7 separate regions of the Homo sapiens genome follow, and regions 2, 3, 4, 5, 6 and 7 are each linked to region 1. The links are chromatin loops, found by intact Hi-C in ENCODE. Cell type or tissue: sigmoid colon. All regions are shown on one strand. Each heading gives the region's core, and the rest is flanking DNA. Links, peaks and the distances in the headings are about the cores only. Region 1 has its middle 12 kb from the start of MLPH. Region 2 has its middle 69 kb from the start of COPS8. Region 3 has its middle 86 kb from the start of COPS8. Region 4 has its middle 7.5 kb from the start of COL6A3. Region 5 has its middle 43 kb from the start of COPS8. Region 6 holds the start of LOC105373954 (a long non-coding RNA gene). Region 7 overlaps COPS8 (COP9 signalosome subunit 8).

What was found. A loop is a pair of places that touch in the nucleus more often than their neighbours do. Peaks named below come from ENCODE experiments on the same cell type or tissue, not always from the same donor. Only the 100,000 strongest peaks of a DNase experiment are listed, where the experiment ranks them.
Region 2: a loop joins it to region 1, with 3 times the contacts of the local background. A loop is called at or near these places in 60 of 110 quality-filtered maps.
Region 3: it touches region 1 in a loop (2.7-fold over the local background); 12 of 110 quality-filtered maps call a loop at or near these places.
Region 4: a loop joins it to region 1, with 5 times the contacts of the local background. A loop is called at or near these places in 79 of 110 quality-filtered maps.
Region 5: a loop joins it to region 1, with 4 times the contacts of the local background. A loop is called at or near these places in 24 of 110 quality-filtered maps.
Region 6: it touches region 1 in a loop (3-fold over the local background); 5 of 110 quality-filtered maps call a loop at or near these places.
Region 7: it touches region 1 in a loop (8-fold over the local background); 24 of 110 quality-filtered maps call a loop at or near these places.

Annotation. Positions count from the first base shown.
Region 1 is chr2:237,473,332-237,477,646 of GRCh38, forward strand. No RefSeq gene overlaps it. Among named protein-coding and RNA genes, the nearest start is that of MLPH, 12 kb to the right of the region's middle. RefSeq lists silencers at 1,856-2,265, 2,286-2,365. In sigmoid colon, for the core only: CTCF peaks have their summits at 2,261 (motif pointing left) and 2,462; DNase peaks (open chromatin) are centred at 1,370, 1,700, 2,210, 2,651 and 2 weaker places; H3K4me3 peaks cover 1,451 bases; H3K27ac peaks cover 1,309 bases.
Region 2 is chr2:237,152,550-237,156,864 of GRCh38, forward strand. No RefSeq gene overlaps it. Among named protein-coding and RNA genes, the nearest start is that of COPS8, 69 kb to the left of the region's middle. RefSeq lists an enhancer at 3,490-4,024. In sigmoid colon, for the core only: a CTCF peak has its summit at 1,700; DNase peaks (open chromatin) are centred at 1,715 and 4,082; H3K4me3 peaks cover 347 bases.
Region 3 is chr2:237,169,392-237,173,706 of GRCh38, forward strand. No RefSeq gene overlaps it. Among named protein-coding and RNA genes, the nearest start is that of COPS8, 86 kb to the left of the region's middle. In sigmoid colon, for the core only: a CTCF peak has its summit at 2,239; a DNase peak (open chromatin) is centred at 2,130; H3K4me3 peaks cover 818 bases; H3K27ac peaks cover 262 bases.
Region 4 is chr2:237,419,458-237,423,772 of GRCh38, forward strand. No RefSeq gene overlaps it. Among named protein-coding and RNA genes, the nearest start is that of COL6A3, 7.5 kb to the left of the region's middle. In sigmoid colon, for the core only: a CTCF peak has its summit at 2,256 (motif pointing right); a DNase peak (open chromatin) is centred at 2,274; H3K4me3 peaks cover 604 bases; H3K27ac peaks cover 221 bases.
Region 5 is chr2:237,126,655-237,130,969 of GRCh38, forward strand. No RefSeq gene overlaps it. Among named protein-coding and RNA genes, the nearest start is that of COPS8, 43 kb to the left of the region's middle. RefSeq lists enhancers at 1-470, 1,448-2,007. In sigmoid colon, for the core only: no CTCF peak of the experiment used is centred there; a DNase peak (open chromatin) is centred at 1,817; H3K4me3 peaks cover 1,906 bases; H3K27ac peaks cover 1,275 bases.
Region 6 is chr2:237,296,793-237,301,107 of GRCh38, forward strand. LOC105373954 (a long non-coding RNA gene) reads right to left here and starts at 2,061. Exons shown (of 4, transcript XR_924039.3): 1 at 1,050-2,061. In sigmoid colon, for the core only: no CTCF peak of the experiment used is centred there; DNase peaks (open chromatin) are centred at 239 and 1,767; H3K27ac peaks cover 1,976 bases.
Region 7 is chr2:237,091,043-237,095,357 of GRCh38, forward strand. It overlaps COPS8 (COP9 signalosome subunit 8), which reads left to right. Exons shown (of 8, transcript NM_006710.5): 5 at 3,048-3,155. Among named protein-coding and RNA genes, the nearest start is that of COPS8, 7.3 kb to the left of the region's middle. In sigmoid colon, for the core only: a CTCF peak has its summit at 2,306 (motif pointing right); DNase peaks (open chromatin) are centred at 1,019, 1,079 and 2,359; H3K27ac peaks cover 337 bases.

The sequences.
Region 1 (4,315 bases), core at 250-4,249:
GCACACTCAGAAACCCACCCGGGCAGTGTGGTGGCAGCCCCCAGCAGGACACTTGTCTGCCCCTCCCGATGCCTTGCCCGCCTTTGCCACCCTGCTCTATCCCGAACACCAGCCACTAGGGCCTGCACCAACTGCCCCTTTGGCACCAGCTTCCCAATGGGCTCAGCCAAGAGGGGCCCAGCAGGAGCCTGGGGAGCAGGAAGAGAGAAGCCTGGCATTGACCCCATCTCCCTCCCCGCCTGCAGTGGCTGCAGCTGCCCGGACCCCACAGCTCTGGGGGCACCTCTCTCAAGGCTCCACACTCCACATTCCAGACACCGAGCCCTCATGTGCCTCTCTCCGGCCCGAGGCGGCAACAGCTCTTACTGCGGCCCCTCCCCGGGGACGTCACCTGCCTTACTGTTTCCTAACTCTGCCCACACCTTTGTCAGATGTCCCCGCGGCAGCAACTCTGCCACCTCTCTCCTGCCCAGACCCTGGCTGGCAGGAGGAGGACATGCAGGGGAACCACTGGAAGCCAGGAGGAGAGAGTTTAGGCTTAGCTCCCAGGCTGGAGCCCTTCAACTACCAAGTCTCACAGCCCAATGCCCTCGCTTCAGGGTCCCGTTGGTGGAGGCAGGGCACCAGGCAGACCAGATGGGGCAAAACCCAGGCCACCGGGGCTGACGGCTGAGCGTCTAGACCTCAGACCTTAGACCCAGGTAAGGCAGCAGCACCAGGGAAGCCCTAGGGTAGGAGGTGCCCTCGGGTAGGAGGTGCTGGGTGAGAACGGTTGGTGAGAAGAAGCGCCTCCCAACCTCTCTGCAGCTTCCTCACTAAATGGCTTGGAACTCAGGATATATGTTCCCACAGCCACAGTGGCCCCAAGTTGGTCAGGCTGTCAGGCGGCTCCAGAAACCACACACCCCATGACATGAGGAAGCCACAGACAGAGACACCCAGTTTCCCACTGTTTCCTTGGAAACGGCAGGCCCAGATCCAGCTCATCCACCCCCCTACTCTCAGCTAGAAACAAAGCCTGGCAGCTTCCCCTGGCACTCCCGGCCCACCTGGTCCACCCACTGGCTGACCCCAGCCTCTGCCCTGCAACTGTGGCCAAAAATGATGCCCCTTCAGCTTGGCCCCAGAGCGGGGCAGGGGCCAGGCTTCCAGGGGTAGCTCAGGCCAGAAAGGGACGAACTGGGAGCTTGGCCTTCCCAAGCAGTAGTGCTTGCTAAGGTTAGGGTTGGGGTTGGGGATGGGGCGCAACCCTGGCTGGAGAGCCCCAGGCGGCTGTGGGTGGGTCCCTGGAGGCCTCTGCAGGCCTGGAGTTCCTGGGGCTTGGATGGGCAACGGTCCAGGGATCTTGACCTTGTATTTGAGGATGGTGGGAAATCCCAGCACTTCCGGCTCCCCGACCCCAGGGACTCCCCTAGCAGAACTCAGGGAGCAGAAAGCCCAATGGTGCAATGCGATGCAGGCCCCCCTGCAAAGTCATTCCCCAGGGGCTGACCACGCAGAGGCTTGGGCCGCCGATACGCCAGGCAGGGGCATTAAGAGTGGAGAATTTTTTTAATTTGATACTAAACACACAAAAAGGCATTCAAGTAATTTGTGGATAAAGTCTGTTGGATGGAGGGGCCCAGCGCTGGATTCCCACAACCACTTATTTATGGCTTAGTGTGGTTTGACTTTGAATCCCACAAAAGGGCGGGGAGGAGAGCGGCCCCACGGCTGCGTAGCGTTCGGGGTAAAGGTCCTAGTGGCCACTGATTCCCGGCAGCCGCTTGCTGTAACGAGGGGCTCCCGGCAACATGACGTGGGGCTGGGGGGCTCCATTTCCAAGGAAACAATGCGTGGGCGCGGGGCTCCGAGGCCCCGGGGTCCCCGGGAAGGGCTGGAGGGCCGGGGGCGCACATCTCGGGTCTCGGGGTCCGGGGACGGCAGACGCGGGGGCGCGCGGAACTGCGGCCGGGGCAGTAATCACCCCAGGGCCGCCCAGGCCGCGCCCAGAATGGCTCCGAGGCGGGGCCGGGCCGCGGGGGGCGGACGGAAGGGCCGGGGCGGCGCGGGGAGGACCCTCCCGAAGCCCAGCCGGGGCCCTGAGCTCAGAAGCCTGGGAAACGGAGGCCACGCCGGGCAGGAGCCGAGCTCGGTTTCACCGCCCCCAGCGGACCGACCGCCCCGCCTCCCAGGACCCCGAGACCCCGGACCCCGGCCCGCCCTACAAGCAGGAGCTTTGGCGGCGCGCCCGGCTGCAGCCGTCGGCCTCTGTCGCCCCCTCCCGGAGCGGAGGAGTCACGGCGGGAAACAGCCCGAAGCCGGCGGGGCCCCGAGGGGGTCCGCGCTGCCTGCCCGGGGACCCCTTTTCTTGGCAGAGAGGATACTGACATCGGTCTGGAGGCCGTACGTCAGTCCCGGGGATGTCGGGATCAGCCTTGGAGGATGCCCTCGATCTTTATCCTTTCCTATGTCCCCAGTCCCTGGCAAAAGGTAGTAGACCCAGGGGAAGGATGCAGGAAGCGAGGAAAGGAATTCCCATGCCATGAGCACCATCCTAGAGGTGTTGACACACAAACACGCGCGTGCACACAAATCCTCTAAGGTAACCACAACAACAGAACCTATGAGCCATTTGTGAATACGCCGGCACTCGGAAGTGCTGTGGACACACTCCTACTCCACCCCTGACTCACTGCGCCTGCCTCTCAGACAAGGACCCATGCCTCCCTTCAGTCCTCTCTGAAGTGGGGACCGTACTGGCATCTGCCTCATTTAGTAGCTGTGAGGATTAAATGTGGTTGAACCCGTAAACTCGCTTGAACAGCACCTGGCATTGAAAGGATTGTAGCTGGCACCCTCCTCCTCATCTTCCTCATTCAATCAGTTAGGAATGCATTCAGCTGCAAGCTCAGGAAACGCAACCGACAGTTGCCTAGATGTGCAGGTGTGTTTTTCTCCCATAACAAGGAGTTCAGAAGTCGCCTGTCAGCCTGGGAGCACAGCTCAGCGATGCGTCAGGACACTGGGCTTTCTTTCCATCCCCAATCCTCACCATCCTATTGCTGGTCTCCTCCTGGTTGCCAGATACTTGCTGTAGCTGCAGATCTCAGATTCAAGATCCAGGCAGGAAGAAGGGAGAAAGGACAGGAGGTAAAGGGCTTTCTCCTAGTAAGGGTTTCCTGTTTATTCTGGAAGGGACAGGAACCTCTTGCACTTCGATTGTCCAGAAGTGTCCATGCAGGTTATCTTCACTGCAAGGGAGGCTGGAAAATGCCTATTTTTAGTTGAAGTCCTTGCTCCTCTACCTGGAGTTAGGGTTCTGTTAGCATACGAGGGACATGGTTATTGAGTAGACAACTAACGGGACCTGCCAGTGTGCTGTTGCATGGTCTACCTAACCTCCACTCTGGAGACAGAGAAATCAGTGCCCAGTAACGCTGGAAATCTTGCCCAAGGTCACACAGCTAGTGGGTGTGACATCCCAGTCTCCTGATTCTAAGTATTAATGTTCTGTAAATCAATGACTTGACATTGATTGTTGAGGCATTTTTATGGCATTGGTTTTGAAGCACTGATGTTAATTTATGAAGCGTATTTATAATAACTGCTTTAAAATTCTTACCAGATAATTCTACCATCTGATGCATCAAAGTATCAACATCTATTTATTGTCTTTTCTCACTCGGGTGGTTTTTTTCTGGTTCTTGGTATGACAAGTGGGTTTGTATTATATTCTGGTCATTTGGTTATTATGTTCAAACATAATAAAAGATTATTACAAAACATTAAAGAATATCTCCTGTTGTAGATACTGGTTGCAGACATCTCTGACACCCAGTCTAGGCTACATGGGAGATAAAAAGAAAAGTCTAAGGAACCCACCATATTATCTTTCCTCCAGTCCTGAGGTCTCTGGCCAGTCTACCTTCTTCTACCCAACTTTCAGAGTCCTTTTATCATTGTCTGTTAAAGAATTTCCATGGTATTTAGTTTTTAGAAGGGAGGAGTAGGGAAAAGTGAGTCTACTCATTTTGTTTCAGAACCAAAATCCTAAACCCTTTTCAATAGCACATTCCAACCTACCTCTCACGAACTCCCACTAAATACCCCAAATCTACGCCAGCTCCAAGGGATTGTTTGGTCTTCTCAGGGGATGGTGCCATGTAAAGAGCTCAGCATCAGTCAGATATCCAGCAACAGAAGTAGCTAGATCAGGCTTGGTGAGATAGAGCCCACGTAGTCGGACCATATGGCCTCCCTCCTGGTCCCCTGGCATGAACATTGAGGTGACCAAGGACACAGTCTGACTCCATAGGGTAAATGACCCAGTATA
Region 2 (4,315 bases), core at 161-4,160, 320 kb before region 1:
CTAGTTTTGTCAGAGGCATTGAACCAGAACGACTCCATCTTGAAGAGGGGCTGGGTGAAATGAGGCTGAGATCCGCTTGAGGCTGAGATCTGTTCTGCCGCACTCCCAGGAAGTTAGGGATTCTTAGCCACAGGATGTTTATGGTTAAGGGAACAAGTTAATAATGTTTACGCAGCCGACCCAGGACTTCACAGACCCAGGAACTGCCCCAATGGCCCGATATCTTAAGTACAAAAGCATTCTTAGTTTAAGAATAAGTTTACTTTAGGGGTTGGGGTGGGGGGGATAGCATTTGGAGATATACCTAATGTTAAATGATGAGTTACTGGGTGCAGCACACCAACATGGCACATGTATACATATGTAACTAACCTGCACGTTGTGCACATGTACCCTAAAACTTAAAGTATAATAAAAAAAAGAATAAGTTTACTTTAAAGATATTAATATAGATTCTTGCAGACGACAATAGTTACACAAAGACGAACAATCCTTTGTCACAAGCTCTCGTAGTAGAGCACATCGCCCCATAATTTCCTTGACTTTGTTGTCTTGTGTATAAATAAGCACTGTACCTAAGGTGGGTGCCTTCCTCCTGTTGCTTTCAGGAATGCCCTGCTCTGTCTAGGGAGTAGACATTCTTTTATTCCCTTACTTTCTTAATAAACTTGCTTTCATTTTACTTTGTGGACTCGCCCTGAATTCTTTCTTGAGTGAGATCCAAGAACCCTCTCTGGGGGTCTGGATCCGGACCCCTTTCCGATAACAGTTTGACTGGGCTGAAGTCCAGGTGTCGACAGGATTGATTTCTTCCAGGGGCTCTAGGGAGGATTCATTTCCTTGCCTTTTCCAGCTTCTGGGGGCCACCTGTGTTCCTTGGCTTATGGCCCCTTCTTCGTCTTCAAAGAGCATCACTCCAATGTCTGCTCCAGTGGTCCCATTTTCCCTCTGACTCTGACCCTCTGGCTTCCCCCTTTATAAGGACCCTGTGACGACATAGGGCCCATTTAGATATTCTAGGACAATCTCTTCATTTCAAGAGACTTAATCACATCTGCAAAGTCTTTCTTCCATGTAAGGTGACATTCAGATTCTGGGATTAGGATGTAGTCATCATTGGCTGGGGGGTCATCATTCAGCCTTTCAAACCATAGGTCTTGACTGCTAATGGGTCATGAGAGCAATTTAATGGATCATAAATAGCATTTTTATAAAAATGTGATAGAATAGAATAATAGAATAATCAGAGGCACCACATTTGATACAGGTAAGTGCTGCCTTGTGAAATTTATCTCAGGAATACTCATCTACAGGTCTACATACCCAAGCAAATGTGTCTACAGGGTTCCAGAGCTAAAGGTTGGGCAAATTTGGAAAAACATGGCTGTAGAATATCTGTTGAATGACATTGCCTAGAGTGACCCAGTGAAGATAGAAGAGAACTTGGAGTGAGGCAATTGACCATGCCTTCCCTCTGCTGTGTGACCTTCAGTAAGTCAATTAACCTCTCTGAGTTTGTTTACTGGACTGTAAAACAGGGTTATTGTAATGATCAAATGAAAAAAAAATTGTGAAAGTTCTCTGGAGACATACAAATGTCAGGCAAGGTGGTTAGTGTGGTTAGTCTTCGAGAAGTGAATTGCCTTGAATAAAAGGGGTCTTATATTTGCTGTTCCCTTCGCCTTCCACACGATGGCATCCTTGAAACACAGGGAGGTGGCTGCAGGTGGCCTGTTGTGGCAGCTAGAAAAAGGTGCTAAGGATGTGGGGACATGTATTTCAAACTTTAAAGGGCCAAGGTCTCCACATGAAGGGTCGTCTCGTGAAAAGACTATATTGATATGATTTCCTTTTCCCTTCCAGTGGCAAATCCCCTCCTGACAGGCAAGCTCTTTGCCAAACAGGCGTTTTCCAGTCCTCAGAGCAGCTGCACATCATTATAAACAGTCCCTAAGTAAAGGATTGGCCCTGGACCATGTTGGGTCAATTAGCCCCTTTCTCACCTGGTTCTTTCCACCAAATTTCCAAAACGTTCAGTCTCCCACCACCCAAAACAGAAAACCCTGGTCCCTGCACTCAGAGTTACTACCTTTTATTTATTTTTTTTAAGAGATGGGGTCTCACTATGTTGCCCAAGCTGGACTCGAACGCTTGGGCTCAAGCAGTCCTCCAGCCTCAGCCTCCCAAATAGTTTGGATTACAGGTACCCGCCAGTGCACCTGATTTTAAAATCGCTACCTCTCTTCCTTCCCTCTGCCACCAGATTTCTAGAAGGAGCAGGGCACTCTTGCCTCTGCTTCTGCTATTTATTGACTCTGACTTTCAACCCACAATTCCACACACGGAAGCTCCTTTTCTTCATGGCCTCCTAATTGCAAATTCACATTTTCATTCCAATTTCTTCCTGTGACTTCTCTGCTGTGCATGGTGTTGACCACTTTCTCAGAAACTTTGGGTCTTCCCAGCTTCATCTGGCCTCAGGTCCTGGCTCCTCCCTATATCCGCTCACATCTGGCCTCTCCCCATCAGTCCCTCAGCTCCATCCTCCCTCCACTAGCTGCCAATCATGTGTCCCTGGGTTTCTGTTCCCCACACAGGTGCCTCAGGCAATGGGACTTGCAGACCCACACTCTGCCCCAGCCTCTTGACATGCCCATCAGAGTCCTCATCTGCCATTTGAGAGACAGGAACCCTGGCTCAGATCACAGTATCTCCATGTACCCAGACAGCGGGATCCTAGCAAGAGGGGCTGTCTGCTCAAGGTCATGAGAAAGTGGCAAGCAAAAGAGAAGGGTCGCCTTCCTCGGGATGGGCCAGCCTGAAGGAGTCAGAAGAGCGGGGAGGTATGAGGAACTCTATCTTGGGGCTGAACAGAAGCCCACAGTGCAGCCAGGAAGTGTGACATGAACAGTTCAGGCTGTGCACAAAGACGGGGAGAATGCTGGAGGTTTCTTATGGCAATGAGAGTTTCACACACCTGCCTTATTGCTTAGCCTTTGTGTTTCCCCTCAGGGATTAGCAATGCAATTCGAAAATAAAACTCACTGTGTGGCTGTTGGAGGGGGTAGCACACAGGCTGCCTCACAGCCAGCACAGGCAAGAAAGTCCCCCCAGGACTCAACAGCAATGGATTTGCAGCGGTGGGTGGCGTTTCCTGTGCCTTTACCCTGGGCTGGCCCCTGTGAAGTGCTTTCTGAGGACTGTCTCAGTCAGTCTTTCCAGCAACCTCAGGAGGCATCATTACCCTCCCCATTTTACCATGAAGGAAACCGAGGCTCAGAGAAGCAAGGAAGTTCCCTAAGGTCACACAGCCGGCCCAGAGGATCAGAACACAAGCCCAGGGGACGCAGCCCCAGGAGCTAATGAGAAAAGTGCCTGTGATTCGGCTTCAGGTCATACTGAGCACTTCTGTAGGCCATGCAAACACATTCTTTTTTTCTTTTTTTCCTAATGCAGGTTAGGGCTTAACTGGAACTTAACTGGAAACTTCTGTGCACATCTGCAGACACAGAAAAATGAAAACTTTAGCAACCAGCTGCATGTCCCAGAGAACAATTTTCCAAGGATAAAAGACACTCAGTGACTTCACAAGCACGGCACTGTGATGTCCCCTCCCTCCCCCTTTCATGAAATTCAGATGTCATTAGAGTAGGCTCCTAACCGTCCTTACCACATCAGCCCTAGGATGCCTCACTGAGGGCATGCGCTCAGTCATCAAGAGCACGCGGTGGTTTGTGTGCAGAGGGAACTACCCAAGGGAACAAAAAATAAGAAAAGACCTCAAAGTGGCCCCTGCCCCTGCCCACAGACAGGGAACCGGGTCTTTGTTTTGCTTCCTACGGGGAAGCATGCCCTGGGCAGTGGGTCTGGGGTGTGAAGACAGCCACCTCCCCACTCCAGCGTCTGCGGCTGCAGGTAGGGGAGGAGGCTGGGAGGAGGCCCTTCCGCACTTCCAAGCTGATCAGCGCAGCGTGAGCGCCGGCGTGCGAGTGGGTGCCGCGTCCAGACGGTTTCCATTTCCCCGGATAACCACGGAAAACATGAATCAGGAGGGCCCCGCGCTGGCCCAGCTGCAGTGTGGGGGCACACGCCGGTGAGTCACAGGCTGTGCTGCCAGCGCTGTTTTTCACATTTCTGTCCAGGGAACAGTTTCTCACTGGACGTTCAGTTTTTTCAGTCCTCTCTTCCCCCAGGACGTTGCTCAGACTGTGTCCAAGGGCTCCCTGTGCCCGCAGTGAGATGACAGCTTTCCTGCTGCCGGTAACACTGAGGAAGGCTGATTGAGCACAGCTTAGGGGACAAGGTCCCTGCAAAT
Region 3 (4,315 bases), core at 205-4,204, 300 kb before region 1:
ATTGTTTAGCACAGCATGAATGAGACTTTAAATATACACTATCAACCATGCAGTACATGTGAGTCCAAGTGCAGGAGAGGGTACAGAACTTTTGTAGAGAACCCGGGGGGGACCTCAAAATAGTAGATGTTAAAGTCTTTGAAGAAGAGAGAGGGCTAAGCAACAGGATATGCAATTCCTCAGTTGTCTGATAATTAGCACATCTGCTAATCTGGGTGCTGTTTCAGTGACAAGGGTGAGTGGAAACCAAGGGGAAAGAGCTGTGAGATATTTGACACAATAACATTTGTGTAAATTAAAAATGCACTTGCAATGCACAATTACACATTGTAGAATAACACACATAAACTAGAGGATGCAGATTAGGGAAAACAGAATTAACAAACGGCAGGAGAATAAGATAAATTTTTTAGTGAAGCAAAAGGGATAGATGGGTGGATGTACAAATGGGTAGACAGGAAAAAAATGGGTAGACAGGTAGACAGATTAAATAAGTGGATGGATAGATAGATAGATAGATAGATAGATAGATAGATAGATAGATAGACAGACAGACAGAAAGACTGAGGACCCAGCATAGACCACTTATAATGGTGGCCCATAAACTAAAGAGTAATTAAATCAAACTTTTGCACCTGAGGATTAAGAGAAATATTAAAATATTTGGGATAACAAAGCAGTCATTCCCTGAACTAATTAGGTGAAAATGAAGCCTAGAAGCAGAAGGAAACATGGTGTCCATCCCCCTTTCTCACCAACTCCCAGACTGGCTGGGAGGAACATGGACTTCCCAATACATGTGGAAAGAGGCCCCAGCCAATTTTATTTGAATCCCAAAGGAAAAATTTCCTCATCTGACATCTGGTTTTCATGCCTGTGTGTGAGAGTTTGTGTATGTGAGTATCTGCATATGCACGGAAGAAAAGCATGAATGGAACATTTGAAACTATTAAGAATGGTTATCTCAGGAGAGTGGTGGGGGGTTGGGGAAGGGATTTAATTTATATTTTATATTCTGCTTAAAACACTTCCAAAGAACATGTATTACTTTTGCAATAATTTCACATCCACTCAACAGATACATTCGTTTCTGGGGAGTATTTCTTCATTTTGGTTGCAGCATTTGGATGTCGTTTTGAGTGTTTAATGATTATTCATTAATTTTGCTCTCTGACCAGTAAAGCACCCAAGCAAAGAAGAGTCAAACTATCAGCATTCCAACCATCTGCCCACAGGTGGCTTTCCTTAACAAACCTTGGTATCTTATTTTAAAAATAGCCCTACCCTGGCCGGGCATGGTGGCTCACACCTGTAATCCCGGCACTTTGGGAGGCTAAGGTGAACGGAGAAGGTCAGGGGATGGAGACCAGCCTGGCTAGCATGGTGAAACTCTGTTTCAACTAAAAATATAAAAAAGCAGCCAGGCATGGTGGCGTGCACCTGTAATCCCAGCTACTCAGGAGACTGAGGCAGGAGAATCGCTTGAACCCAGGAGGCAGAGGTTGCAGTGAGCCGAGATCATGCCATTGCACTCCAGCCTGGGCAACAAGAGTGAAACTCCATCTCAAAAAAAAAAAAGGCCCTACCCACAGTTTTAGATTCTGGATATCCAAGACATTAGATATTGTTTAAATACACCATTTTATCTGATCAAGCCGCTTGAAATCCTAGAATGATTTGAGCGGGCACAACTAGGGTAATGCAAATGGGGTTTTAAATATCTCTCATTTCAAAAATTCCTGTTGACAATTTTCTTCTTGAAAGATCATTGTAATTTAGCACAAGAAAGCAGATTCTGACATTCTCTGCTTATTTCTTCAGACGGTTGTGCTGATATTACATTCAGTAGCTGGACTTTGATTTTTTTTCCATTTTCACCCATGTTTATCCAACACTGAATTAGGAGCCAGAGGCTGAATGAACTCAGGAGCGTGTGGGTTGGCCATCCAGGGTTCCCCTCCTGTATTAATAAATCCGTACCTCCCTTGCTGCAGACCAATATCGACTCTACTCTCAGTACCGTGGCCATGCACGATTTTCAGGCCACATCAAGACTTGCACAGCCTCTGGCTTTCAGTGGGAACAGAACCAGCAGTCTTCCTGGACTTCTCCCTCCTACACAGCAACCAGGAGCAAACTGATCCTCCGCGTATCACAGGCTTTGTCGAGTTGTAAAACAGAACTCTAACTGGTATCCGCCACTGATATCATGCAACACCAGATGGTGTCATTTGATCAAAGAATTTTGCTAACAGAAATCTCAGATTTCTCTCTAAGCGAAATGCCTTGACTTTGTGACTGATTGTGCAAGAATCTCAGGAATTGAGAAAACAGCGTCTGTGTTGCTACAAGACTGCAGCTTTGGATAATACCCCCCTGCTTTTACTTTCTTCTCTGTCTTTAACTTCAAAATGTATTTTACACCCCAAATAATTGTTTACTATTTGTTTCCTAGAACCTCAAAAGTCATTAATTTTTAAGAAAAGTCACTGTGCTTTGTTGGAAAACAACCTCAAACTTGAATGGCTTCACGCCAGTAGTTGAAAATATTTTACAATAGGCCACTTTCTGGAAAGTCTAATAAAAATCATACTGAGCATTTTTATTCCTGTTTACACTTGTAGAGCATTATCACAATTTAAATTATCTTCAGCCCATATATAGCTTCATATTTTGCAGCCAGCAATGAAGTTCTGCCCACAGTTTACGTTTACGACTTTCTTCTGAACTGCCGTATTTATGTTACTGTTTTCATCACTACTCTTTTTTTGTACATTTTACCACTTAAACAGTAAATCTATGTGTTTTGACAAATGTGTACAGTTGACTAACCACCACCAATGGTCAAGATATGGAGTATTTCTATTGCCATAGAAATATTCCTCCATAGAAATATTTCAATTCCTCTCAAGCCCATTTCTGCTCAATCCCCTCTCCCCATCCCCAGGGCTAGCAACTGCTGATCTGTTTTGTCCTTATGGTTTTGCCTTTTCCTGAATATCATATAAATGGAATCAGATTTGTAGCCTTTCAATTCTGGCTTCTTGCACTTAGCATAATGCCTTTGAGATTCTTCTGCTTGTATCAAGAATTCATTCCTTTGATTGTTACCCAGTATTCAGTCATATGGATGTATCACAATTTATTTACCAGTTGAGGGACACTTTGATTCCAGTTTGGGGCAATTATGAATATAACTTTGATGAATAGCTATTCACTACTGGGTCATCTAGTAAGTGTGTTTTAACTTTAAGAGTTGCCAAGCTGTTTTCCAAAATAACTATACTATTTTTTTTCTTTTTCCTTAGCGTGTCTACTTTTTCATGTTTTTGTGGTAAAATACACATAAGATTTAGCATCTTAAAAATTTTTAAGTTCACAATTCAGTGGTATTAAATATATTAATAACACTGTGCAATCATCACCACCTTCCATCATCATAACTCTTTTCATCTTGTAAAACTAAAGCTCTATTCCCATTAAACAACAACTCTCCATTCTCTTATCCCCTCAAGCCCTGAAAACAGCCATTCTACTTTCTGTGTCTAATTTTGACTAAGTATCTCGTATAAGTGGAGTTATACAGTATTTGTCGTTATGTGATTGGCTTAGTTAACTTAGCAGAAAGTCCACCGTGGACATGTTGTTCATCCATTTTGTAGCATGTGTCATAATCCCCCTCCTCTTTAAGGCTAAATAATAATCCATCATATGCATATACTACATTTTGCTTATTCATTCATCCATAATTGGACACTTGGGTTGCTTCCATGTTTCAGTTATTGTGAATAATGCTGCTATGAACATGGGTGTACAAATACCTCTTAAATACCCTGCTTTCAATTCTTTTGGGTGTATCCCCAGAAGTGGAATTGCTAAACCATATGGTAATTATATTTTTAATTTTTAAGGAACTGTCTCACTCTTTTCCACAGCAGCTGTATCATTTCACATTCCCATCAACAATGCACAAGGGTTCCAGTTTCTCCACATCCTTGTTGACACTTGTTATTTTTTGTTGTTGTTGTTGTTGTTTTAATGGTAGCCATCCTAATGGGTGTGAGGTGGTAACCTATTGTAGTTTTGATTTCCATTTCCCTTATAATTTGTGATATTGAACATCTTTCTATGTGCTTACTGCTGATATGTCTACTTAAGCCCTTTGCTCATTTTAAAATCTATTTGTTTCTTTATTGGTGAGTTTTACGAGTTCTCTATATATTCTGGGTAATAATCCCTTATCAGATATATTTGCAATTATTTTCTTCCACTCTGTTGGTTGCGTTTTTACTCTGTTGATATTGTCTTTTGATGC
Region 4 (4,315 bases), core at 261-4,260, 54 kb before region 1:
CACATTTCAAAGCTCCCACCTCTAGATTCAGTCCCACTGAGACCCGGGCTCAGGAACAAAGATGGACCAGCTGCCCCTCCCCATTCCCTAAACACTTCATATGGACATGTTGGTGTGAATTTTTCCTACTCTATTCTACTGCACAAATGATGCTGTTTCTGCGATTTTCGAGAGTCTAAAACCAAATAGCACTTCACTTTATGCTACTAAAACACACCAGGCTATGAAGGAAAACGTAGTGCCAGCCATGCACAGAAAGCTGTTGGGTCATGTGTCTAGACCAACACTTCTCTTATTTCAGGAATGCCCATCCTCTACTTTGACCAGGGGTTCAAATGAGAGCTGCCATCTTCCAGAAGAACCTTCTAGCATCTCCTCTACCAGGTGATCCAGAGTTGGTAAGCTCATCCCCAGGTCTGCCTGCTTACATCTTAGAGCCAGCCAGTCTTGAGCCCTCTCTGATAATACCAGGAGCTGCCATATTTGCTACCATTTGGAGGAAGCCAGTCAGGGAGATCAAAGCAGAGAGAAGTGGAGAGGAGAGAAAGAGAATGCAATCAGCTCTCTGATTTCAGACATCCTTTCTATACTAGTTCAAGTTAAGTTCCCAACACTTACAACCAAAGAAGTCCTGCCTGGTGCACTAATACAATCTGTTTGAAGAAGACACATTTCTGAAATAAGTCCTGGACTAGCAGATCAGTCAAGCCATTACACTAATTCCCACTGTAATTCCATGATTTCTTCTGCTGTGGTAAAAGTGTAGCTATTCTTGATTTTCCTTGACTTTTCTTAAAAACTTTTCTCATCAAAACAGGCAGGATTGGGAGGCCGAGATGGGTGGACCTCACCTGAGGTCAGGAGTTCAAGACCAGCCTAGCCAACATGGTGAAACTCTGTCTCTGCTAAAAATACAAAAAGTTGCTGGGTGTGGGGGCAGGCGCCTGTAATCCCAGCTACTCAGGATCCTGAGGCAGGAGAATCACTTGAACCCGGGAGGTGGAGGTTACAGTGAGCCGAGATTGTGCCATTGCACTGCAGCCTGGGCAAAAAGAGCAAAACTCAGTCTCAAAAAAATAAATAAATAAGTGAAACAGGCAGGAAGGGAAGTCTTTGTTTCTGAGTAGCACAAAAGCCTGAAATATAAAGTAGATGTCTAGTATGTGTCCTAAAGCGTCAACCCAGGGAGATATGGGCGAGGACTGGGGGTCCTAAAGTGAGTCTTTGAGTGTATGGGAAACACCTTATGAAAATAAACATTCTTGTGAAGAAAGTCTAACAAACAATTTTATATTCATCTTGAATGATTAATTTTGGGGGGACATGTGAAGCTGGACATTTGGGGAGGATGAGAAGATTGCATTAAAGAGAATGTGCCAGCTTTTAGCTGGCTCTAGGAAAAATCAGTGTAAAATTGCCCAGTTAAAAATATAGCATTTTCCTGGCCGGGCGCGGTGGCTCACGTCTGTAATACCAGCACTTTGGGAGGCCGAGGTGGGCAGATCATGAGGTCAGGAGTTCGAGACCAGCCTGACCAATGTGGTGAAACCCCGTCTCTACTAAAAATACAAAAAAAAATTAGTCAGGGCGTGGTGGCGAGTGCCTGTAATCCCAGCTACTCAGGAGGGCTGAGGCAGGAGAATCACTTCAACCCGGGAGGCGGAGGTTGCAGTGAGCCAAGATCGCACCACTGCACTCCAGCCTGGGTGACAGAGCAAGACTCCGCCTCAAAAAAAAAAAAAAAAAAAATTTCCCTAGATTTTTGTGAGCTATAAACCATGCTCAGCTGATTAATTTTAAGGATGTCAAGCCCAAATGTGAAAAGATCCAAGAAACTTTTTGCAGTTGATTGGAATGCAAACATTTTAGCAAGGAGATGTTTGGTTTTATAATTATAGAACGACACCAAAGTGCCAATTTGGCCTTTTTCAGTTTGAAATATAAATTTCCATGTGTAAAGGATGGGTGGACCAGTTCCTTTATTTAACAATCTTAGCCTTAGGAAGAATTTTCTCTTAGGCACAAAGTCAGATGTCTACTCATTTTAGCTTCAAAGTCATCTCAACTCCTTCATTCCTTCACTTACTCAACAAATGTGCACTGAGGGGCTATTGTGTGGGGAAGCCCTGCCCTAGGAAGTGGAGGTGACGCCAAAATGAAGCAGGCGTGGACCTCGAGGATCTCATTGCAGACCCGCGGAGAACCGGAGCTAAGGGGCCGGCCGAGACGGGCCGGGAGGATGCTGGAGACGCCAGAAGAGGGCGCCCTCACTTCCACCTGGCAGGAAGCCCTGAGGAACGTGTAAACTGGAAATCCGATCTGCAGTGATAACAGATCGCTCAGGAACTGGAGGCTCCCGTTATTTTCCAAGACTGAGCTGAGGCTGAAAGCACAGGGATGAGTTGGGAGTTTCAGTAGGGAGGACTTAGGCCCCTAGGTCCCCACCCCACGCTGACCTCTCCTCCCTCCTCACCCTGGGATTAATTTCAAGAGCAATTAAACCAGAGAAGCTCCAGACCCGGGGACAACAAGCACAGAACAGGGCCCGGGGAGACCTACAGCAGGCGCAGAAGTGGAGGGGGGGTTCAGGAAAGTGCTTCACCAGAAGTGGAGGAGGTTCGGGAAAGTTCTTCCCGGGAACTGGAGGGGGTTCGGGAAAGTGCTTACCCGTCAAGCTCCTGTCCCATTGGCCAGCATGTTGGGCAGCAGTGGGCACACACACTCTCTGTGTTAGTTTGCTAGGGCTGCTGTAACAACGTGCTACAAACAGGGTCACCTAGAACAACAGAAACTTATTTCTTACTGTTCTGGAGGCTGGGAGTCTGAAATCAAGGTGTTGGCGGGGCCCCACTCCCTCCAGGCTTCTACGGTAGGCTCCCTCTCTGCTTCCCCCAGAGTCCCTTAGCTTGTGGCTGCCTCACTCTGATCTCAGCCTCCATCTCCATAAGGCTTCTCCCTTTGTCTGTCTTCACACGGCGTTCTCCTCTGTGTCTGTCTCTCCTCGTCTGTAAGGACGCCGGTCATATTTGATTAAGCACCCCACTCCAGCATGACGTCATCATCGTCTACATAATTACATCTGCAATGACCCCATTTCCAAATAAGGTCACATTCTGAGGTACTAGAGGCTAAAACTTGAACAAATCTTTCTGGGAGGACACAATTCAATCTGTACCACTCTACCAGCGGAAATGGCAAAGTTCCTCCGTGGAGAAAGTGACTGGACCAAAAGGAAAGATAGAAGATGCTAATATATAAGGTCTCCCCCCAACCACCACCCTGAAAAAAATAGGTAAGTCTTCAGCCATTGGGAAACTCACTACCCACCAAGTCCCACCCATAAATACAGAGCTCCGACTAGCTTTTCAGGGACTCATTCTCAAATATGAACAGTCAATCACACCCTCTAAGGATATCCCTAAATAAGCAGCAGAAATGTAAATGAAAGTGGGAAAGAAGTCCGGGCACGGTGGCTCATGCCTGTAATCCCAGCACTTTGGGAGGGTGAGGCGGGCAGATCACCTGAGGTCAGGAGTTCAAGATCAGCCTGACCAACATGGTGAGACCCCATCTCTACTAAAAACACAAAAATTAGCCGGGCATGGTGGTGGGCACCTATAATCCAAGTACTCAGGAGGCTGAGGCAGGAGAATTGCTTGAACCCGGGAGGCGAAGGTTTGTGAGCCGCTATTATGCCATTGCACTCCAGCCTGGGCAGCAGGAGTGAAACTCCATCTAAAAAAAGAAAAGAGGGAAGGAAGGGAGGAAGGGGAGAAGGAAGGGAGGAAGAAAGAGAGAGAGAAAGGGAGGGAGAGCAGGAGGGAGGGCCAACAGACTTGGAGGAAACAGACAACACAGAAAAAAAGAGAAAACTGTTCTACAGGGAAACAATATTCACAGGGCTCAAAGAAAAAATAATAATCCATGAAACAAGACAGGAATGTTACTTTTGAAATGAGAACATTTACAGAATAAGAAATCTTTTTTGTAGTTTTAGTAGAGATGTGGTTTCACCATGTTGGCCAGGGTAGTCTAGAACTGACCTCAAGCAATCCACGCACCTCAGCCTCCTAAAGTGTTGGGATTACAGGCATGAGCCACTGTGCCCGGCGTGGTGGCAGACACCTGCAATCCCAGCTACTCGGGAGGCTGAGGCAGGAGAATCGCTTGAACCTGGCAGGCTGAAGTTGCAGTGAGTCAGGCTCAAGCCACTGCACTCCAGCCTGTGCAATAGAGTGAGACTCCATCTCAAAAAAAAAAAAAAAATCTTTTAGAAATCAAAAATACCATAGCAAAAATTAAAAGTCAATAGAAG
Region 5 (4,315 bases), core at 226-4,225, 350 kb before region 1:
CCAGGGGCTGGCAGAGTCCCTGGGCTTGCCCCATGCACATTGGCAAGGCTGAAGGCTCGGACAGGAGATATCCTTTCAGAGTCACTGACGGTTACGTGCCAGCCACGCACCCTCCGACCTCTCCTGTGCTGTAACCCCAGCACCCTTGTCTGTGTGTCTTCTCAGAGGACAGGAAAGAAGGGAGGTGCCTGCTTGGAATGAGAGCATAGACTTTTTCCATCTAAGTAAAAGTGCTGGGATGCTAGATCCACAGGTCTGTTTATGGGCATAGAAATGCTTTACAAACAGAGCTGGTGTGTTGAATCAGTTGTTCAGGGAATCTGTGCTCCTTTTCCTATCTCCAGGGGTCTGCGTGTTATGGAATTTGGCTAACACCAACCTGAATATGATCTGCCTAAATCACAGCCCGGCTCCTGCTACAGCGCTTTCCTTTCTTTCTCTCTGTAACTCGGATGTGCAAACATTGGTAAGAGAAACCAGAACTCAGGGACAATGAGAGCAAATGGCTGTGCGTAGATGCCAGCATTTGTCACCCCTAAGGCGAGGGTCCTCTTTCTCCTTGTGCTCCTGTCTGCCAGGGGAGCAAAAGTTTTATTGGAGAAACTAATCATTGAATTAACTTCAAAATACATTCAGAACCTTTGGCATTTACAAATCCATCCTGTAATTAAAAACACAAATAACTGAAGGTTTTTCCATTGTTCAAAAGTATTGGTTAATTGAATTATTTTGTTGTCATTTTTTGTGTCTAGTTTGGTCTAGACAAATATTGGGAGGGGCACTAAGTACTTCATCTGTTTTCTAACTTCATAATAGAATTGAAGAACCATTGCGTATGTGAATTTTGACACTCCACATATCCTTAATGTCAATCCCTGAAAAGAAATTTGCTGCACTTGGGAAAATTGAAAATTAAAAATGCCCAAGTCTCAAAATGGATTTCTTCAGCATTACAAGAAAAAAAGATAGAACTGGTGTTTTTGTTTAATTGGCTAAATTTTTCTAGCACAGAAAAAGATTTGTTTCTTTCAAGTTTGGAGTGCAAGCCTTGAGCCACTCTGGTGTCATCCAAATTCTAAATGTGCTCATACTCAAATAAATCAAGACCTACGTACATATACGTGTGCACACATCTGTGTATGGAAGCACTGACTGCATGGCAGAAATCATGGATCAAATCTTCTTTCCCTCCCCTGTCTTCTTTCTCTCCCTACAGCGTCTTTTCTTCCTGTTGTACCCTTGCTGTCTGTGCACTAAAGCACAACCCGAAGCCGCACCTTCTCTGGGACAGCAGCCCCCTCAGCAGGCCTGGTGCAGGTGTGAATCAGCATTGGGGGCTGCTGAAGCCCACCTGAAAGCCTGGTGGCCTCAGCTTCACTTTTAGGGCAGATAAAGGGTTTGTGTTGGCACCAGGCTTGAACCAGCTTCTTGTTTTCTTTGGGGCCAGGACCCTAGTCTAGTGCAGCTTCACACTCCTGTGTAAGTGGCAGCCCCTCTCCAGTCCTGGATGTAGGAGGCCCCATCGGGACCCTGAGGGCTGCGACATGGGCCCTGTATGCCCAAGGCCCACGCACAACATGGGGACACCAGCTCCCCACGGACGCTCCTTGCACGCCCTCCCTGCATTCCCCTCTCTACATCACTAGTAGAGAGGGCCCTGCTTTCTTTCCACCCCTTTCCCCTGCATGCCCCCTGCTGCCTAAGAAAGCCCCTGGAAGAAACCCAGCTTCTTGAAGTGGTTAAATAAACAGGAGGCTGTGATTCATTCAGCATGGGGTGGCGGGAGGGGGAGGGACCTTGCCAGATCCGTCATGTGGTGCCTCTTCCTTGTGAGCCTCTGAGTCACAGGGCAGCAGGGGTGGCGTCCTCAGGGATGAAAGCTGAGGAGGCTGTAAGCGAGTGAGTGCATGTGAGTCTGTGAGTGTGCGTGTGATGTGTGTGTGTGAGTGCATGTGAGTCTGAGTGTGATGTGTGTGAGCAAGTATGAGTGCATGAGTCTGTGTGATTTGTGTGAACAAATGTGTGAGTGTATGTATGTGTGGGTGTAAGCAAGTTTGTGAGCACGTGTGTGATGAGTGTGAGTGCATGAGTGTGTGACATTTGTGAGTGTAAGCAAATTTTTGAGTGCATGTGAGTCTCTGAGCAAGTGTGTGAGTGCGTGTGTGTGATATTTGTGAGAGTGAGCGTGAGGGTGCGTGTGAGGTGAGTGTGAATATATGTGAGCTGTGTGTGATAAGTGTGAGTGCATGTGAGTGTGCATGGCATGTGTGAACAAATGTGTGAGTATATGTGAATCTGAGTGGGTGTGATTGTGTGTAAGCGAATGTGAGTGCATGTGAGTCTGAGTGTGCATGTGGTGTGTGAGGAAGTTTGTGAATGCATGTGTGTGATGCATGTGTGTGAGTGCATGAGTATGTGACTGTGCAGGTGATGTGTGAGCATGAGTGCATGTGTCTGTGCATGTGATGAGTGTGTGAGTGCATGTGTCTGAGTGTGCATGTGATGCATGTGAGTGCATGGGAGTCTGTGTGTGTGATTTTTGTGAGTGTAAGCAAATTTGTGAGTGCATGTGTCTGTGTGATGTGTGAGCGAGAGCATGTGTGAATGCATGTGGCTTGTACGTGTAAGCAAGCATGAGTACGAGTCTGAGTGTGCATATGATGTGTGTAAGCAAGTTTTTGAGTGCATGTGTCTGTGTGATGTGACCGAGTGTGAGTGCGAGTCTGTGTGATGTGTGTAAGCGCATGAGTCTGCATGTGATGTGCAAGTGTGAGTGCATGTGAGTCCGAGTGTGTGTGATGTGAGTGTAAGCAAGTTTCTCAGTGCATGTGTCTGAGTGTGCATGTGATGTGAGGGTAAGCGAGTGTGAGTGCATGAGTCTGAGTGTGTGTGATGTGTTTGGGTGTGACTGAGTGCATGCATGTCTGAATGTGCATGTGATGTCTGAGTGCGTTTCTGAGTGTGCAAGTAATCTATGTGTGTGAGTGCATGTGATGTGTGTGTGAGTGCATGTGAGTCTGAGGGTGTGTGTGAGTGTAAACAAGTGAGTATGTGCATCTGAGTGTGCATGTGATATGTGTGAGCAAGCATGTGAGTGCATGTGAGTCTGTCAATGTGATCTGTGTGTGTGAGTACATGTGGGTCTGTGATGTGTGTGAGCTAGCGAGTGCATGTGTCTGAGTGTGGGTGTGATGTATAAGTAAGTTTGTGAGCACATGTGAGTCAGTGTGTGTGATGTGTATGAGTGGGTGAGTGCATGTCAGTGTGCATGTGATGTGTGTGTATAACTGAGTGCATGTGCATCTGAGTGTGTGTGTGTGTGCATGTGATATATGTAAGCGAGTGTGAGTGCATGTGGGTGTGCATGTGATGTGTCTGTGAGTGCATGAGTCTGTGGTGTGTGAGTGTAAGCGACAGTGAGTGCATGTGTCTGTGCATGCAGTGTGTGTGTGAGTGCATGAGTCTGTATGTGCATGTGATGTGTGTGTGAGTGCATGCCTGCGTGTGATGTGTTTTAGTGAGTGTGTGAGTGCATGTGAGTCTGTGCATGTAATGTGCATGAGTAATTCTGTGACTGCACATGAGTCTGTGACTGCATGTGATATGTGTGAGCAAGTGTGAATTGTGTGTGTGGCATGTGTGTAAGTGAGCATGAGTGCACGAGTCTGCAGGTGATGTGAGTGTAAGCACGTTTGAGTACATGAGTCAGTGTGCATGTGATGTGTGTGAGCAAGTGCATGTGAGTCTCAGTGTGTTTGATGTAAGCAAATGTTTCAGTGTGTGTGTGAGCAAGTGTGTGCATGCATGAGTGTTCGTGTATATGTGATGTGTATGTAAGTGACTGCATGTACGTCTGAGTGTGCATGTGTTGTGTGAGTTTAAATGAGTGCATGTGAGTCTGAGTGTGATGTTTGTAAGTGTAAGCAAGTTTCTGAGTGCATGTTCGTGAACGTGAGTGGTTTGTGAATGTAAGCAAGTGTATGAGTGCATGAGTGAATGTGCATGTGATGTGTCAGTGATTGTGAATGCATGAGTCTGTGAGTGTGCATGTGATATGTGAGTGTAATTGTGTGAGCACGTGTGTGCCTGTGATTTGTGTGAATGAGTGTGTGTGCACGTGAGTCTGCATGTGCCTGTGATGTGCAAGTGTGTGGGAGCCCATGTGAGTCTGAGTGTGCATGTGATGTGCAAGTGTCAGTGAGTGCCTGTGAGTCTGAGTGTGCATGCAATGTTTGTGTGTAAGCTAGTTTGTGAGTGCATGTGAGTCTGTGTGCATGTGATGTGTTTGTGTGAGTTCCTGAGTGTGCATGTGATG
Region 6 (4,315 bases), core at 208-4,207, 180 kb before region 1:
GGAAGTAGATATTATTTCTATCTCTACTTTACACATGTAAAAACTGACTCACAAAGGTCAAACTAACCCAAATGCATTAGTTTTTTTTTTTTTTCTTGACGGTTAACAAATTTCACAAACTTAGTGCTTAAAATAGCACAGATTTACTACTTTACAGTTTTGGAAGTCAGAAGTCTGGAATGGCCTCAATGAGTGGGGATCAGGGTGGAGCAGGACTGCTCTTCTTCCTGGAAGCTCTAGGAGAGAGTTTCCTCCGTGTCTTTTCCTTCTAGAGGCTGACACATTCCTTCCCTCACTGCCCCTTCCTCCACCTTCAGAGCCAGCAACAGAGCCTCTCTCTGGGTTTGCTTCTCTCTGAGCCTCACACCTTGCTCCCTGAGCCCCTCTTGTTCTCATCTGTCTCCTCTCCCACCTTTAAGGGCCCATGTTATTACATGGGGCCTGCCAGATAATCCAAGAAAAATCTCTCTGCTGTTTAGCAAATTTAATTTCATTAAACCTCAATTCCTTTTTGCTATGTAATGTACCATATTCACAGATTCCAGGGATCCGCATGCGGATGTCTTCATGGGGACATTATTCTAGTTACAGCCCCAAGGTTGCCAAGTTAGCCAGTGGCAGAGTTTGGATTCAAATACAATTTTAACTAGAATATTCATATGCATAGCCCTCACATTCTCCTGCCTCTCAACTCATTACCAGGCTGCTTTTTCTGCCGCTTGAATGACTTCTAGAGACACTTCAAGCATCCCTGCATCCAAGCCTCATTCTTCAAAGCTTGGCGTGACTTTCATCTCTGCCATGGAGCATTTCCTGAGTAAACTCTCCTGTGAACATCAAAGTCATGTGGTCATCAGCCCCTGTGGAGCCTTCCCTCCCCAGTGCTTACACAGTCTGGACTCAAATGCATCTGGAATGGAGAACCACCCCCAGTGCTGCAGAGCCACCTCATTTTCTATCATCTACCCACCTGGTTTTCGGTAAGAATCATCTTGCTTCTCTAGGAAAGCCTTTCACAAATATGAAGGAAATGACCAGTGACCTCTCACCTTCACATCTTCTCTTTGCCAGGAGGAAAAACTTTGTTCCTTCAGCCATCTTCACAGGCCAGGGACTGGCACTTCCTCCACACTCTCAGCACACCGCCCTGTGCATCCTACAGTTCCTAAAGAGTGGAAATTCCCCAGTTGTGCTCGAATCAAACCTGCCCTTAAGTACCATATTTGTATAAACTCGTGTGAGATCACACTAGCTTCTCAGTGGGTGCATCATAGTGCAAGTTAATTTCAGATTTAACTGATTTGACATGGATTGAAACTGTTAAGATATTTGCAACATGCTACCACTAAATAACTATTACTTTGTCCTATATTGGGAAGTAGTTTGTGGGATTTGGGGTAGGTGGATGCAAATAAAAGCATTTATACTTATGCATATTAAAATGTACTTTTATTGATTCAGACTGCTTCAATCAAGGTCTCTCCACTCTCCCTCCCACTACCATGACCCTTGTAATTGAGGAAATGGCAACTTCTGTATTTCTGTTCATGGCACTAATAAAAATGCTGAACAGTCTAGAATCAGGGACAGAGTCCTAGAAAACAAGATCAAAAGCCTTTGGGTTACTGAGTCAATGATTCCTTTGGACACCATTAGCCAGTTAGTAATCCTCCTAATTATCCCAGCCTCTACCCCACATTTCTGCAGTGTGTCCACAAGTAGATCATAAAAAGCTTGTCAAGTGCCTTGATGAAGAACAGACGCGCTGTGTCCACTGCATTTCCCAGGGCTACTGCTGTGAAAGAAAGGAGTGAGATGGGTGGGTAGTGGCAGCTAGACTTAGCTCTACTTATTTTCCTCAGATCCTCCGCTGAGTGGAACGCAGTGATAGGAATGATCTCAAAGTAGGCAGCTCACCCCAAACAACAATGTTGTCCCGCAGTGCTGGGGGAAATACAGAACCAGAAGCATAGAGTCCTGCAACATGTCCACTTCATATGCCTTTGGATATGGCCCCAAGCTGCCTCGGTTTCCTGTCAATGAAATGAACCTGTCTCTACCTGCCTCTCTGACTCATGATGTTTATCAGTTTAGCTGAGGTCATGCACATGTGCTTGAAAACCACACACACACCCTCCAGTGCTACGAATGTGAGGCAATCGTGGCATGGTCCAGTAATACTTTTTATGGCACTTCAGAATCCTCAACCGGCTCAGGAATGCCATGCATCTGGGTGAAAACCTCAGGGAAATTCTAGCTGCAAAAACTTCCTTAAAAACCCACCTCTCCGGGCATGGTGGCTCATGTCTGTAATCCCAGCACTTTGGGAGGCCAAGGCGGGTCGATCACCTACCTGAGGTCAGGAGTTCGAGACCAGCCTGGCCAACATGGTGAAACCCCGTCTTTACCAAAAGTGCAAAAAATTAGTGGGGTGTGGTGGCAGGTGCCTGTAATCCCAGTTATTCAAGAGGCTGAGGCAGGAGGATCGCTTGAACCCAGGAGGCAGAGGTTGCAGTGAGCCGAGATTGCACCACTGCACTGCAGCCTGGGTAACAAAAGCGAAACTCCATCAAAAAACGAACAAACAAAAGAAAAAACACCGCGCACCTACCACATATGGACAGTTTTGAGGTTAAGGACAATTCATAGGACCAAAAACAATAACAATACTAATCCCAAGAAAATGTTAATCCTGCTTTGTTTTAATAAAACAAGTTTCATACTCCACAAGCCAATTTGTACTTATGAAAGTGCTTAAGCCATAGCCCTACCATCTTTTGAATGGTCCGCCAAAGAAAAGAGTTAGCCAGCTCTTTTTCTGGCTTTTATCACTTAATTCCTGTATGTGCCTGTGCTCAGGGCTAGGGATACACTAAAGCATCATCCCTGATCCCAGAAAGATCTGTCAGGAGAACTTCTACATGTCCAGTCACACCACTACTCAGTGCCACCCTATAACCAAAGAGATGACCAACACAGAGGATGAGGTTGTGCTTCTCAGCCTCCCACCTGAACACACACAGGTCATAGGACATATTGAAAATATGGTGATGGGAGAAGACCAGTACTCCTCACGCACCAATGACTTAGGCACGCCAAGCCTCAGAGCTTAATTTCCTCAACTGTAAAGTGGGTTTGTTGTACCAGTTCACCACTGTGCGCTCTTCATCATTGTACTTTCTTCATAGGTCTCCTAAGAAAGTTAAGTGAAATAATGCATATGAAATTGCTAGGATACACCACAGGATTTTTCCTAATACAGCAACAGATGTTGTTCTTGAGATGAATCATGGCTAATTCATGCAAGACCGGCTTCTGCGGATGGATGGAGCTGCCTTTGATCTGGAGCTTAACATTTGTCATGGTGTCAGATATCCAGTCATTAAATCCCTAGTAGATCTACTTCTTAAAATAAAACCCTCTATGATGCATATGCACTTACATAATATATATCCATGAAAATGAACTGACTCTGTCTGGATTTGCAATAACAAAGTTCCCAAACCTAAGATAAGAAGTCATTCAAAAGCAGAGTGCAGTGAGAACACTCACACTTAACTAAAGTTATAAATAACAAAAGCACAGTAGCTTCTAGCTTTAATGTTAATATATATAATACCTTTTGATAATGAGGAAATACAGTGTTCTTCAGCAGTAAAAGCAAATATTCAGTAGATATTTAAAAGTTCAAATTATATTGAACTATGTAGTTTATGAAGAACATTTCTCATACATTGGCTCAATGAACCCCTTTTCAAATGAGAAAACTGAAACTTAGAGAGGTTAAGCAGTTTCCTCGGCGCTACACAGATTTTCAACGCCCAAGTTGAGATTCAAACCCAATCTGTCTGACTCAAAATCCCCTGCCTTTTCCCACTCAATTCAGACTGTTTGCAGCACGCCAAGTTGCTGCCAATTTCTAAACTCACCTCTTGCCATTTTCTTCTGTATTACTGAAAATGCCTCCCTGAGCCCACGCCACTGCTGTTTCCCTTTTTGGTTACTATCAAGAGGACTTGGGCACAAGGCACACTAGGCTAGCATGGCTAGGATCTAAATCACACAGGCTACAGGGAGAAATCAGACAAGACTGAAGGAAGGCAGGAAGACCCATGCCAAGTGTCCAAATGGGGAAATCACATTCAGACAGGTCCAGACAAATGAGCTCTCGAGGAAGAGCCATCGGGTCAGCTTGGAAGTAGATCAGCTCACACTCAGGATGGGAGGAGCTGATGTCCTCAGACGATGTGGCTCAGGAGATCTGCAGACAGGGACTGGAGCAGCAGAAGAACCAGACCCAGCACTCCCAGTGGGA
Region 7 (4,315 bases), core at 224-4,223, 380 kb before region 1:
TCACAGGCCATGTGCCTTTTCCCAGTGTTTTACAGCGGGTTGATTGGCAGGACTGGGCTTGGGAACTCCTTACTCGTTCAGCAAGCATTCTCTTGTGCACCGTCGGGTCCGTAGTTTTATTCCTTCCCGGAGCCGCCTCTCACTGAATTCCATGAGATTGAGAATTCCTGGCAAGCAGTTCAGTAGACCCAGGAAAGGCTATATAGCGTACCATGCGGGAGTTTAAGCTCTGGGTCCTTGCTTCCGGAGTTCAAATTCTGATTCTGTCACTTACTAGGGTGACTCCTCAGTGTCTTATTTTCCTCATTTGTGAAATGTGATTAGAAATAGTACTTTTTCAGGTTGTAAATGAGTTAATATATAAACATGTACCTTATTCTAAAGCACTACAGTATTCCTGAACATATCCTGAGACTTTTACAAATCTCCAGATTCATGAATGGTACTGTGGTTTCCTTTGTAAAATGCAGCCAGGTCAGGATAGTCTCTTAACAGATTGGTCTTACTGATGAATTTAACATTTTGCTTCTTAACTTATTAGAAACTTATTTTCTAGTTGAGAACAATCACTTTCTTAGATCTCTTTCCATTCTCTTCTAAATTAGGCACAGTCCTATTAGAAAACTGAAAATGACTTAAGAGAAGCTAGTGAAAACTATTTTTGCAGGAAACAAGGGCTGAGGAAGTACTTAGAAACTAGGTAGACAGTAGCCATTCTCATCTGAGGCTTGAAAGGGCAAGGCGAGGGGCCAGTGTTACTGGGGCTGCCCCACAGGATGGATACAGAAGGTCAGCTGGAGCAAGGCAGGGAAAGGGCATAGGAAGTGAATTCCCTGACCTTCCTTCCCAGCCTCTGACCTGATAGAGCCCCAATTCGCCAAAGCAAGAGAGCTCAGGTGCAACAGGCATTGGCGGCCAACCTCCCTGGCACACAGCATGGCTGGGAAAGACAGAAGAGGATTCGAAAGGATGGGAGTGACTAGTTCATCTTCCCTTCTGTCTCCAGCACTGGCAGTGATGGATGAGCAGCACTTGAGTATTTGTTGAACAACTGAGTTTGCATTCTGTTAGCATTTGTTTTCACCAAAAATGTGTTCCATCAACTACTGCCACAGATATTAGGTGCTGGCTCAATTTATTCCACCTTCCAGCGTGTCATTCTAGGGCCTGAGGTTACAGATTTCACAACTTGAGGATCACAGAGTGACTAGTCGGAATGTAGATGTGATTCGTGCCAAGTGGATATTGCAGCTTCTGAGACAGAGAACACTTAGCCTTTATTTTTGCTTTGTCAACTCACTTCTCCCATCACATGTTTTTCTTTCCTTTTCCAGTGATATCTTTTTACTTTTCTCTCCCTTTTATCTCCTCCATTCTTACTGTATTCCTGTTTTATTCCCCACTCTGAAAATATGGCCAGAATATTTGAACTGAAGTAAATGTTTTTGAAATACAGTTGACTTACCAAATGAATATAGTTTTATGGTGTATACTTTTACTTCTCTAAAAAAAAAAAGTATACTTTCCATTGTTGGCTCTTTTCCATTGTTGGCTCAGTTCTTTTCCATTGAATGTATGCAGCCTTAATAGAAAACGTTTCTTGGTATTGCAAAGTCTGTTAGGTTACAGGCTGGTTGAAGGAAGGAAGGAACCTACAATAATAAGTGTAAAGCCACAGAAGGAAGAGCAGACAGTGGCTGAGTGAAAGCTGGAGAGGATGTCGGGCTCAGATGAGGGGAAGGGATGGGAGTGTCGGCAGTTTTTAAGGAATCTGAGAAAACAAAGCCTAAGTGTTGGAGTCGTGCCCCATTTTGGTCCTCGTGATGCCATCAACAAGCATGTATTTGGCATATATTTCACTGGAGATGCTAGGTGTTTGGGGGACTTTGAGGATAAGAGATACCCCTTCCTGTCGAGAAGTTTGGAATATAATTGAAAAGAAGGGGATAGGTGGAACAGTGTCTGCCGTAGTGGAAAGTTGCTTGTTAAAGTAGAAGTGTAAACAATACTGCTGAGTTTAGAGAAGGGCAGAGATCGTAATGAATTATAAACAGACTTAGGAATGGTAGAGAGCAGACAGGAGGGCATTTCAGGCCACGGGATAGCATAAACCAAAAGCCCCAGGGGGAGAAGGTGTAAGACTTGTCTGAGAGCCAGTGGACTCGTTTGGCACAAAGGGTATCTGGGGGAATTGGTGTAGTTTGACAATGTCCCAGGAATGGAGAGAAGATTTTAAATATGTTAGGGTGTTTGTTTTACATATGTACACTGGCCTATTAAATATGGAAAGTAAAATCCAGAATATTTCCTAAGCATGTTGACCACCAGGTGGAGGAGCTCTTGCATTACCAATGAGCAATGCCCAGGGAGAAAGGCCAGCTGGTTTCACAGTGCTCAACTCTACCGTACTCCTGAGTTTATTTAATTGGGTATGGAAGCCTGGGGACAATCCTAAATGCCACTTTCAGGAAAGTTTTCGTTGCTGGTATTGTTTGGCAGTCCCTTCTTAGAGTCATTCTTTCAAGGTGGGAATTTAGGATTTTGAACCTTAATTCAGTCAAGAGTTTGATGCAGACTTGGAAGAATGCTCCAGTTACAAGATTTGTTCTGTAACTCCCAGGTGTGGTCCTGTATTAGAGACGTTTTTGAAAAGGACAGCTGATTACGCAAATCAGTTTTCTGCTCCTTTGATTCCAGCATTTGTAAATGAAATAAGATAAGTAAAATTTATATCCCCATTGCATAAACATACTGCATTTTCTTAGGGTTAGAGCCTTGTGTTTAGTAACCTTTTTCCATCTTTGTAATTTTCATTATCTGAGATTTTTCATCCAAGAGGAAGTGTAAGAAATGTATTTTTTTCCAGCAATATTTGAACCCCCCGTACATACTGGGCATATGTATTTGTATCTATAAGCACAGAAATCTTTGGGTTCATCTGGCCTTGCTTATGAAAACTAGACAAGGACAGTGGTGTGATTTAACAATGTGCTTTGAAAATGCTGCTCCCTGGTTCACTCTCTGCCAACCCACCACTCCCACAATAGATGCAACAAGGAGACGCGCCTTTGCCCTGGTCTCTCAAGCGTATACTTCAATCATCGCCGATGATTTTGCAGCCTTTGTTGGACTTCCTGTAGAAGAGGCTGTGAAAGGTAATTTTGGCTTACTTTTTACTTATAAGGAAAATGGAAAATAGAAGTGTGAATTGTAGGTTCACAGTCTCCTCTGAAACACTTGGAACAGAATATGCTTTTGGAGTCCAGGCTGTGTTTTTTGAGAGGTGATATGAAACAGGTGTTGTGGAACACCCAGCAGGCACCCTGCAGTCAAGCATATTAATAGTTCTATAGCAAGCAAATGTGTGAGTATCCACACAGTTGGTTACAAAAATATGTCTTAATTGGTCTCTTTACTCATATTTGGAAATCCTTATTTCACCCTTATTTGATAAAGGCAGCATCATCCCCACGTCCCTTTTCATTTTCCCTGCCATTTCTGACCCATACCCTAGGCGCTTGCTTGCTCCCCACTCATACCTGCTGGTCTCTCCAAATGTAACTTTGCATTTTCATTTCTCAGCTGATGCCCAGACTAATCCTTCCTGTTGCTCGTTGTTATAGAATACTGTATACACCTGGCCAGGTGCAGTGGCTCACACCTGTAATCCCAGCACTTTGGGAGGCCGAGGCGGGTGGATCATGATGAGGTCAGGAGTTCGAGACCAGCCTGGCCAACATGGTGAAAGCCCGTCTCTACTAAAAATACAAAAAATTAGCCAGGTGTGGTGGCAGGCACCTGTAATCCCAACTACTCAGGAGGCTGAGGCAGGAGAATCGCATGAATCCAGGAGGTGGAGGTTGCAGTGAGCTGAGACTGTGCCACTGCACTCTAGCCTGGGCAACACAGTGAGATTCCATATCAAAAATATATATATATATCGTATACACCTTGTTGCATTGTTTTGCCATGATTGACATTTTTGATTCTCCAGCTAAAATATGAGCACCATCACGCACTACATCCTAAATTTCCAGGGCCTAGCATAGTTGTAGATACATGAAGATAGGTTAATGAAAGTTCTAAGTTATTACTTTTATTTACTCATACAAACATTTATTTCTTTTGGCTCTTAAAATTGGTCCATCATTTATTTTCTATATATAACATACTTCAGAGCTCGTATTCTCAGCTGACCACCTGGATGTGAATGCTGGTACCACCCGTCCCTGATGCTAGTGGCTATGTGACTTAGGACAAATCACTTGAATTTCCCTCAACTTTATTTTCCATACCTGTCAAACGATGGCCCTAT